Linked DNA regions of Homo sapiens: region 2 is linked to region 1. A link is a loop called in an ENCODE intact Hi-C map of the cell type or tissue named here. Cell type or tissue: endothelial cell of umbilical vein. All regions are shown on one strand. Links, peaks and the distances in the headings refer to the core of each region. The heading gives the core; the rest is flanking DNA.

Region 1 (6,283 bases), core at 1,493-3,992:
GTCCTTGAAAATGCTGAGGGCTTGTTCCTGCAGATATCTGACCTGACTGTTGGGAGGCTTGGAGGTACCACACACCTATGCCCTCTGCCCTGTGTTTTAATGGATCAGTTCTGGCAGGGGCAGCAGCTTCTGAATGACAAAATCCTGAGGGTTAAAAGGTCCCTAGCTTGGTCCTTCTCTACCTCCTCTGTCCCCAACTAGGGTGCAGTCTGTTCCCAGCTCTTCCTCCCTCCCCTAGTCCTCCTAAGTTTCTCACCAGAAGCCCCTGGAGCACACAGGATCACGGCCAAATTCCCAAAGGGTGAGATTCTGTTTACTTAAGGAGAGATCAGACAGGGTCCAGGGGAGGGGAAGTCCTCCTGCCCCCACCTCTGAAAGGGCAAATCCCAGCCAGTACCCAGTCCATGGGTATCCATCCAAGCCAAACTGGGCAAAGGGGCACAGAGCAGTGGTTTTATTTTAGAAAATAAGTGCAATTAAAAGAAAGGCAGAAAAAAAGGAATGGGGGAGGAGAAGGCTGCCCTGGTGTGAGGGGGAGGGGGGATGGCGGCACACAAGGGCCAAGCTGAAGCTCGCCTCACCTCGCGGAGCTCTCTCTCCCAACGAGATTCAATTAATTGATAACATGAGGCATCAAATTAATTTCTGGAGAATGTGAGATTCTGATGAAGGGAAATCTCGTCGATGGGGATCGGGTGGGAGGGGGCAGGCAGCACCCCTTTTAATCAGGCTCCACTGCCTAATTGGGAAGGAGGAGACTTGCATGGGTCATAGTGTCCTCTGCCCCGAGCTCCACAGCACCCCTTTCAAGAAGGACCCATGGAAGTAGGCTCCCGATGCCCTTGGAACAAAGAGGGTGTACGTTGAGACCTTCAGGTCTCTTCTTGCCTGGCTCCCAACCCACAGCTTCAGGATGGTGAGCCCGAGGATGTGGGGCTGCAGGTGTCCTCTTCACCCACTGTACAGTTAGGAAAACTGAGGCCCAGAGAGAAGACGGGTCATGCCTAAGGCCGAAGAGTGAGTTAGGAAGTTGGCAGCAGTGGGCTTACCGGGGACCCTCATCATGTACCCGTGTGGGTACAGACTGTTTAGGCCTAGACCCACAAAATCATCTCTGAGCACAATCGGTGGGCAGCTTTCTCTGTGGCTAAACACTGCCATGCTGCCTGAGCCGTCCCCTCTTCCAGTGTTTCCGGATCCCCAGCTGCCGGCCCGAGCTAGCCCAGCTGCAGTTCTTTTCTCTGCGTCTGGTGAGTGCCGAAAACCCCTTGTGTTATATCCCTGTGCTCAGGTCTCAGACATGCAGGAGCTTCCAGCAACTGGAACTGATGCGCTCAGTTAAAAAGGTAAAAACTCACTGAGGGAACAATCCAAAGCGAGCGCTCAGCTGGGGAGGGGAAACAGGTAGCTCTGGCTCTCTGGGAAAGAAAGCTCAGAGGCTTCCTGAAGGAGGGATTCTCTCAGTGGACCAACTCTACACCCTCAGCATGGCCTGACCATCCAGCTTCTCCAGCTCCCATCCAGAGACGCAGCCTCAAAAAGCCTGGCGCTTTGCTCCCTGAGTGCTTACAGCCGCAGCCTCTCGCTGGGTCTCCCACAAATCCTGATGTTTCATATCTCCCCAAAACTCTCCCTAGTGTACCCCTTCCTTCCAGGATGCGGATGTGCATCTGCAGGGGAACCCCAAAGGAAAGGAGGAAGTACACCGCCACCCTCTTTTGAAGCAACTTCTTTAGGCCTGGGTCTCCATAGAAATGTTCTCCTAGAAACGTAAAGCCAGCCGGGAATGGAATCCAAGGAAGCCCCGCTGAGGAGATGAGAACGGAAGCTACCCCAACCTCCCACCCCCTGGTTTCATTTCACACGGGGAGGCCCTCCTAAGGGCTCTCTGGGTGGCACACATGTCCTGTCTCAGCTGGGGGTTTCAGGACCCACGCTGGCTCAGGTGGCCAGTGCCCACAGATCTGTGCTCCGGCCCTTGTTCTATTTCTGATTTTCCAAGTTGCATGTGAGCCACCCCTTCTCCGGGTCCCTCCTGCTGCCCTTCACCAGCCTGGCCTCCAGCACACAGTAGGCGCTCCACAGTGTGTTCGTAGGATGGATACAACTACTGAGTCCCTGGCTCCATTCCCTAAGCCACCCTACCTTCAAGTCGCCATCATTTTGCCACCCCTTTGCTGCTACTTGAGTAACTTCTGCTCCCACCAGTCCTGCCTACCTTGAACAAATGCCGGATGGTCTCTATTCTACATACTGTTAGTCTGAGGAAAACCCACTATGTCGCCCCATTTTCCATTTACATGGTAGCCTGGGTCACAGACCATCAGAACTGCAGCAGGAAAGGAAACACCATTTACCTCTATCTTGCACTATCAACTGGCTCCACCCACCATCAGGCCTGGCTGTGGAGGCTCCAGTTGGCCAGAGCATGGGGCCCAGGGAGGTGGGCAGAGCAGCTGGGATTCAGGGAACAGGCGGCTGTATGGCTACCATCCAGACAGGAGAGAAGGAAGGTGCAGGGCTGTGCCAGAGGGACAGCCGGGAAAAGACCCTGATCTCAAGAGGGATCCTGGGACCAGGATCAAGGCAAGGAGGGCATTCGCCAGGCCCAGGCATGTCCAGCCCGGGCGACACACCACAGCAACAGTGACTCCACGGTCCAACACCTGCGGCCCTGTCCAGATGTGTACCTTTTGTGCCAGGAGCTCTTGTTTTCTAGATCAGGCAGGTGTGCCCTGCGTCCAGGCTCTGCAAGGGCCCAGGAGCAACATCTCACAAGACCACAGCATCCAAAGTGGCAGAATTCAGAGGAAAGAGGGTTCCCGCTGTGATCCCGGCTTGGTGGAACTGGCAGTGGACTGAAGGTGTGTATTTCCACAGAGAATCCTGGGAGGCAACGCTGAAGGGAGCCAATAACTTCAGGCTCAAGGGGAGTTTCCTTTTGCTTCTTTGAGATGATCCATTCAGTGATAGGTCCCAAACTGGTCTGAGACTTGCTGCCAAAATCTTCCATAAGGACGTGTAGGCTAGGGTTTCCAAACCCTAGAAATCTCCCTTTCTGGAGAGAGGGGTTATCAGTCATTTTTCCTCCTCTGCATTCTGGGGAATTCTCTCTCCCATTTATGTGTGTCTCACAAGAACCTTAGGAGTGCCTGGGGAATGCTCCAGGGTTGTGTGCAGGTGGAAACACCAGATTCTGCACCTACAGTCCCCCTCTCCACTTAAAGGGAAAAGAGAAAGTATTCACACTAGAAGGCAGGCGGCCTAGGCCAAGCTTATGGAGGAAGGAGGGAGGAATGGCAGCTCCTCCCATCCCTTCCTTTCTCCCTTCACCACAGCACACGCTCAAGCCCTACTGGTTATACTGGGAGTCGAGGGCCCCATATTTTAGTTCCAGCTGTGCTACCATGTAGCTGTGTAACCTTGGACAAGTTGCCTCTTCTCTCTGGACTTCGTTTTCCCAACCCATAAAATGAAGATTAATACTTCAGTATTTCCATATTCAACCAACATGTGGCCTGGCAGTGCTAGCAAATTAATAATAAACGCCATCCCTTGATCAGTACTACCATGCACCCGGCACCGTGCAAGGTACTTGACATCTGCTCTCTCATCTAACTCCCAAACAGAATCTCTAAGGTGGGTATTATGACCTACTTTACAATGTAAGAAAATTGAGGTTCGAAGAGCTTAATTAAGTTCTCCAGAGTCCCATCTCTAATGCCAAGTTCCAAAGCCTTTTCCACTCTGACACATGTTCTGCCCTGGGGAGGCCTCAGTTCCTTGCTCTGGGTTCCAGAGTTCTGGAACCAAATCTGAGGAGGTCATTCCAGCCAACGGAGCCTGAGAGTCCTGTCAAAAATAGTACCTGCCCTGCCTTGGTCTAGGGAAGCTGGAGCGTGGTAAGATCTGTGAGAAGGGAAACTGTGAGGAGTTTCTTGGATGGAAGAAATTATTATTTCACACAGTTTAGGCTATTCAAAAAATAAAGACATTGTGCCTGCTTAGGATGGGACTGGGGGGCTTGCACTGTGGCTGGAGAGACAGGAAACCGCCAAGGCAGTGGGGTAGGAAGGGTTAAGATGCAGGGAAGGCTTCCTGGGGAGACAACCCTTCCCTCCCCTTGCACCTCACAACTCTCCTCTGAAACAGACACCCTGTTCCCATTCTTCTCCCCTCCACCCTCCCCCCCACCATGTGATATCTGTCTCTCCTACCCCAACAATCTGAGGTCCAGACAGCAGACCCCAGCCTTCACTGCTTGGGTACCCCAGTACTCAGCCTGGGACCTGCCCAGGCAGAGTAGGGGCTCAGCAAACATTTGGGGGAATTACTGGATCAAAAGCAAGCCTTCCTCTCCCAGTCCCTCTGCTTCCCTCCCACCAAGGAAGAGGTATGTTTGGGGTAGGGGCCCAGCAGGATATGCACATTCCTGGCAAGAAGGGACCTACCTGCCTACAGCCAGAACGGAAGTTTTCGGCTCTAAAGGCAGAGGAAGGGGGCTGGGGGCGTCTAGGTGTGAGGAAGATCCCTACACAGAAAGGGACAGGAGCAGGTCCCTTTGCAAGTGGGACCCTTTGCAAATGCTCTGGCCCTGGCGTTCTCCAGCACTGGGGTCAGGTCTTTCTCTCTCCAGGGCTCAGGGGTTCCCCAACTCCGTAACTCCTGGGAAACCTGTCCAGGACAGGGAGAAGGACAGAAAACTCCACCCAGGCGCCCAGCCCTTGGTGCCAGGAGAGAAGGCTCCCATGGTCTCCCAAACTTAGTAGCAAGGCTGGAGCCAGGATAAAGTGGGTCCTGAGGGTCCCGTCCCGCAGGAGAGATTCAGCGCTCACCCTGGCCCTGGGTGTGGAGGCTGAGAGGGGGCAACCACAAAACCACCTCTTCCCCTTGCCACCTTGCCCCACTGACTAGAGTGTGAGTGACTCCCCCAACTCACAGTTTTTTGAGTTTCAGATCGAAAGGGCACCATGGGAGCCAACAAGCTGTCCAGGTACCAAGAGCAGAGCCCCAGTATCCTCCCTCCAGCCACCAGGTAACAGAGCCCCAAAACCCCGAGGCAAAAGTTTCTCAAGTTGAAAAAAAAAAAAAAAAAAAAAGGCCTTCAGACTTCCCCACAGCGGTTTTCCGCGGGGGCGGGCAGAGGTTTTCTGAGGCCGTGGCTCCCCTTCAGGCGGCTGGGTCCACTGGGCCTGGCCTTCGGCCCCTGCACCTACCGGCTGGTTCGCAGCAGGGGGAGGGGGTGGGGGAGAGCTCAAAATGCCCGGTGCCCGCAGGGCATGGCGGTCAGGGGGCCCTTCAGCCCTGGTTTTCTGTGGAAAGTGAGCTTCTGGGTTCGACAGTGGGACCGGCACAGACCTTCCCGCAGCTACAGGCCATACGACAACCCCGCTGCTCTTTCTTTCTGCGGGCACTCGGGCCAGTCCTAACAATTGCCCCTCAAGCTGTGTGTGCTGCCCTAACCCTCAATCCCGAACCCGAAACAGTGCGTGCTGGGACGAATCTAGGCAGGTCTCCGAAACCGGGGTGAAGATGCTGAAGTTCAGGTAAAAACCCGCATTGGCCAAAATGCTCCCGGGCTTTCTCGGGAGTCACCCGAATGGCAACTTCAGGCTCGGGTTTGGTTCTCCGGACTCCCCACCCCTATTCCCGGCTCCAGGCGCCGCGGTCAACCTGCGGGGAGACTAGACGTTGGGGTGCCAGACACGCGGTGATCTCCAGACGCCCGAAACGCCAGGCGCCGAGTGAGCGAGGAAACCAGCCGGGAGGGGGCTGGCCAGGGAAGCCGGGGAGCAAAGGAAAGAGCGGGGCGCGCTCTGGGCTCAGGGTTCCCATACCCTTTCCCCCCAACCTAGGATCGGGGTGGGACGCAGGTGTGTTCACGAGATCGCCCCAGTTGGGGGACACAGGGAATCCGCCGCCGTCTGGGCCTGTCTCAAAATCCGCATTCCGCGAAATTACCCGGTCCTTTATGGGGGCGGCCGGGACCCCAGGTCGCATTCTAGCGCCACTGGCTGTGCTCTGACGCAGCCCAAGGAAGTTTGTTTGGCGTGGATGAGGAGCCCGAGGCTGAAGCGCCGCCGGTCAGAGAGGTGCTGGGGTTGTCCAGGGGAGATACCAGACTCCTCAGTTGGGGCGGGGGGGGGTCCTGCTCGGTCACTCCGGGCTCCTTCCCTGGTGGCCTCCGGGCCCCCGTGGCCGCCCTCTCTTCCCCCCTTAAGTGGTGAAGCGGGAGCTCTCTCCACAGCGGGTGAGTAGAGGTGTCAGCCAGATCGTTTCCCCA
Region 2 (3,335 bases), core at 394-2,893, 88 kb after region 1:
CTTTCTTCTTACTGGAAGCCCTAAACAAAAGAATTCTGGCCTGTGGTGGCACTGTAGTCCCAGCTACTTGGGAGGCTGAGGCAGAAGGATCACTTGAACCCAGGAGTTCGAGGCTACAGTGAGATATAATTCTATGATTGCAGCACTGCACTCCAGCCTGGGTGATAGAGTGAGACCCCCCCACCTTTTTTTTGAGACGGAGTCTTGTTCTGTCGCCAGGCTAGGGTGCAGTGGCACCATCTCGGCTCACTGCAACCTCCACCTCTGGGGTTCAAGCGATCCTCCTGCCTCAGCCTCCTGAGTAGCTGGGACTACAGGCGTGCGCCACCATGCCCAGCTAATTTTTTGTATTTTTAATAGAGACAGGGTTTCACCACATTGGCCAGGATGGTCTCGATCTCTTGACCTCATGATCCGCCTGCCTCAGCCTCCCAAAGTGTTGGAATTACAGGCATGAGCCACTGTGCCCGGCCAAGACCTCCTTTCTAAGAGAGAAGAAAAAGAATAGTGGCCTTGCCAGAGAGACCAGCTGTAACTCCTGTGGCCATGGGTGGGTGGTGGGTACATGGAAGAGCACCCTCACGTACAGCACATGCGCACATGAGCAAACGGCGAATCCTATTCCATAGGAAATAATTAAGCGCTGAATCATGTGTACTGAGCTGGGAGGAGGCTGAGATCACCCAGGGATGATTCCAGAGTGTGGGGCAGGATTTGGAGACAGAGCCCTGGCCTTCCAAATAGGCCCTGGATATGAGAAAGAGGGGAGCCCAGAGAGAGACTTGGGAAGGGGCAGCCAGCCAGGCTGGGGATCTGAGAAGGGATGCGTTGATGGTACCACTAGAGTGAGGGGAGGGAGGGCAAGGTTTGAAGTCAAGGTCGGTGTGCTCCTCAGCTCCTCCAGCCTTGGTCTTCTCCTCTAGCCTTTCTGGTTCCCTGTCTTGTCTTCTGGTGCTTCCCCTCTCCCTTCATTGGACAACCCTGAGTTTCATACCTGGAGCTCACAGAGACTGCAGTGGTGCACCCTGGGAAGCTGGATGAAGCAGCGCTACCCACACTAGGATCTGCCTTCAGGGGCCCACTCTCCCACGAGGACATATGCTGGCCTCATGCTCCCAAAACTTGGGCATCACCAGGGTAGTGAAGGAGGCACATGAGGAGTTGATCAAGGGTGCGAGAAGATCCCTTCTGATACTGGGCAGTGCCCCTCCCTGGTCTTCCCCCTCTCCACCTCCCATCCATCTTACAACAACTTCCCCCATGTGCACCCTACTCTCTCCTGCTATACTTTTCAGAGTCTGCTCTTTTTTTCATTCACTCATTCATTACTCCTGCATTCATCCATTCAACCAACATTTACCAAGCACGCTCTGGGATATAAAGATGTTTTATACTGCATCCTTGTTTGCAAAGAGCTCATTATCTATTAGAGAAACGGGCACGTGCAGAGCAAAGAATAATGCCTAGAGGAGCGAGGGACAGATTCCAACCAGGCACGACCACCCTCTAAAGTGGGCAAGGCAGATACTGTTCTCACTTGAGAGGTGAGCAGACTGAGGCTCAGAGTTCTACTAAATAGCCCAAGGTCATGGTTGAGTGTGAGAAACAAAAACCCACTCACCTGACAAGCGAGTTGGCTTGTCACAAGTTCCTACCTACTTCCTTCCAGTTCTTCCTTCCCTAAAATCATCTAATTTCACATTCAGTCCTGGCCTCTGTTCATCTGCCCACTCAGGAGTGTTGGTTAAAATAATAATCCCGTATACTGACCAATAAGAATGGACGCTGGTCATAGCAATGGAGCAGGGGCCTGAGGCCCCCTGCTGGGCGGGGTGCTAATGTTTACTTGCTGAATGGTATGAGGTCCAGCAAGTCCCAGATGGTTGGAGGTTGGCCTTCCCTGGTTAGGGGCAACGACTACTTACTAACTTTAACAACCAGCCTCGGCACAGTGACATACAGCACCTAGTGATCAGTGTTGCATCCATCCACTCATCCATCTGTTCATTTACCCATGATTCCCATCCATCTGTAAACCTATCACCCCACACTGGCCCCACCCACTAGGATGCACTGAAGACTGTAGGGGAGCATCTTTGAAGTCAAAGACAAGCTTCCTTCTCCCTAGGAGCTTACGCTGGGGAGTTGGGGAGCCAGGACCGACCCATTCAAATGTTAAACAACAGCCCAAGAGGTGTCTCAGGGAAGTTCAGGACGGGTTGCCTAGTGCCTGGCATGTGCCTGAAGGGTTCAGAGCAGTTAAGATGTTGTGTATGTGGGTGAGGAAGGAGAGAGCAGGGAGGCTGTCAGGGTGCAACTAGCCTTTGAGCTGGAGCTTTGAGCAAATGATGGTAAGCCTCTCAGCTTCTCCTTGGCCCGGCCTCCTTCTCTATCCCTAATGTCCAGGTCTGAGTATTAGTTTGTTGTGGGCCTGCCTACACGCTCCCTCAGAAACCAGAGGGCAGGGACCCAGAGGTGCCGCTTACTCTGATCCTGGACTCTCTCTTGGGCACACACAATGCCTCCTACAAGGAAGGAGCCGGCCTGCTGTTGGGTTTCCAGCTCTCCCCCTCTACCTTCTCTTTCCCTCACTTTCCTTCCAGGGGCTGTCAGTTTAACGGACAGGTGTTTAATTCCAGCCTGTCAGGCGCCTGGAAATGCCAGCCTCACTGCACATCAGTTGGTGGAGTTTGCTTTTAAAAGAGTGGCAAGAAACTGAACTCTGCTATCTGCAGCTGAGCCCTCTCTCTGTCTCCATCTCATTGGCAAATGTGGTTGCACCTTTCTTGCTGTTTTCCATTGAGGCACCTGAGCTCTGGGAAGCAGAGAAGGCAAAGAGCCTCTCCAAGTGCCTCCAGTGGAGGTTGAATGCCTGAGTGCCCAGTGTGACCAGCTATGTCCTTGGCATGTGCTGGGCCTGCTTTTTAACTATTAAGTCATGCCATAGCTAAAACACACTGCTTCTGCAGCCCTGGGGCAGAGAGGCAGCTGTCAGCTTCTCCAGCCGGTGCAAGCTGCTGCTTCTTTCTGTATCCACCCTGCTCCGGTATGAGCCAGGAACTGCGTGCTCACCTCTGGCCTGGGAAATACATGGAAGCAGCCCCAGGAATCTGCCCACAGAGCTCTGGCAGCTTAGCTATAGGGGTTAGAGCATGGTCCACAGTTCACCGTGTAATGCTACCACAGAAGGACTAGCCAACCAGCTCCTCTATGAGTCTTTGGGAGAGGGTGTCAGGGCTGGAAGACCAGAGGTTAGAAAAGAGAACCTATCTTTGGAGGTTGGGGATAAAGCTTGAGGAATTGGGTCAGAAGTAGGGGCCTTTGGGGCATATCAA

What was found. A loop is a pair of places that touch in the nucleus more often than their neighbours do. Peaks named below come from ENCODE experiments on the same cell type or tissue, not always from the same donor. Only the 100,000 strongest peaks of a DNase experiment are listed, where the experiment ranks them.
Region 2: it touches region 1 in a loop (5-fold over the local background); 13 of 110 quality-filtered maps call a loop at or near these places.

What each region holds. Positions count from the first base shown.
Region 1 is chr6:41,547,641-41,553,923 of GRCh38, reverse strand. The region is part of intron 1 of FOXP4 (forkhead box P4); the gene reads right to left. It overlaps FOXP4-AS1 (FOXP4 antisense RNA 1), which reads left to right and starts at 5,303. Exons shown (of 2, transcript NR_126415.1): 1 at 5,303-5,546. RefSeq lists a silencer at 6,227-6,283. In endothelial cell of umbilical vein, for the core only: no CTCF peak of the experiment used is centred there; no DNase peak of the experiment used is centred there.
Region 2 is chr6:41,461,975-41,465,309 of GRCh38, reverse strand. All of the region lies in intron 2 of LOC112267957 (a long non-coding RNA gene), which reads left to right. Among named protein-coding and RNA genes, the nearest start is that of LINC01276, 39 kb to the left of the region's middle. In endothelial cell of umbilical vein, for the core only: a CTCF peak has its summit at 1,815 (motif pointing left); a DNase peak (open chromatin) is centred at 1,809.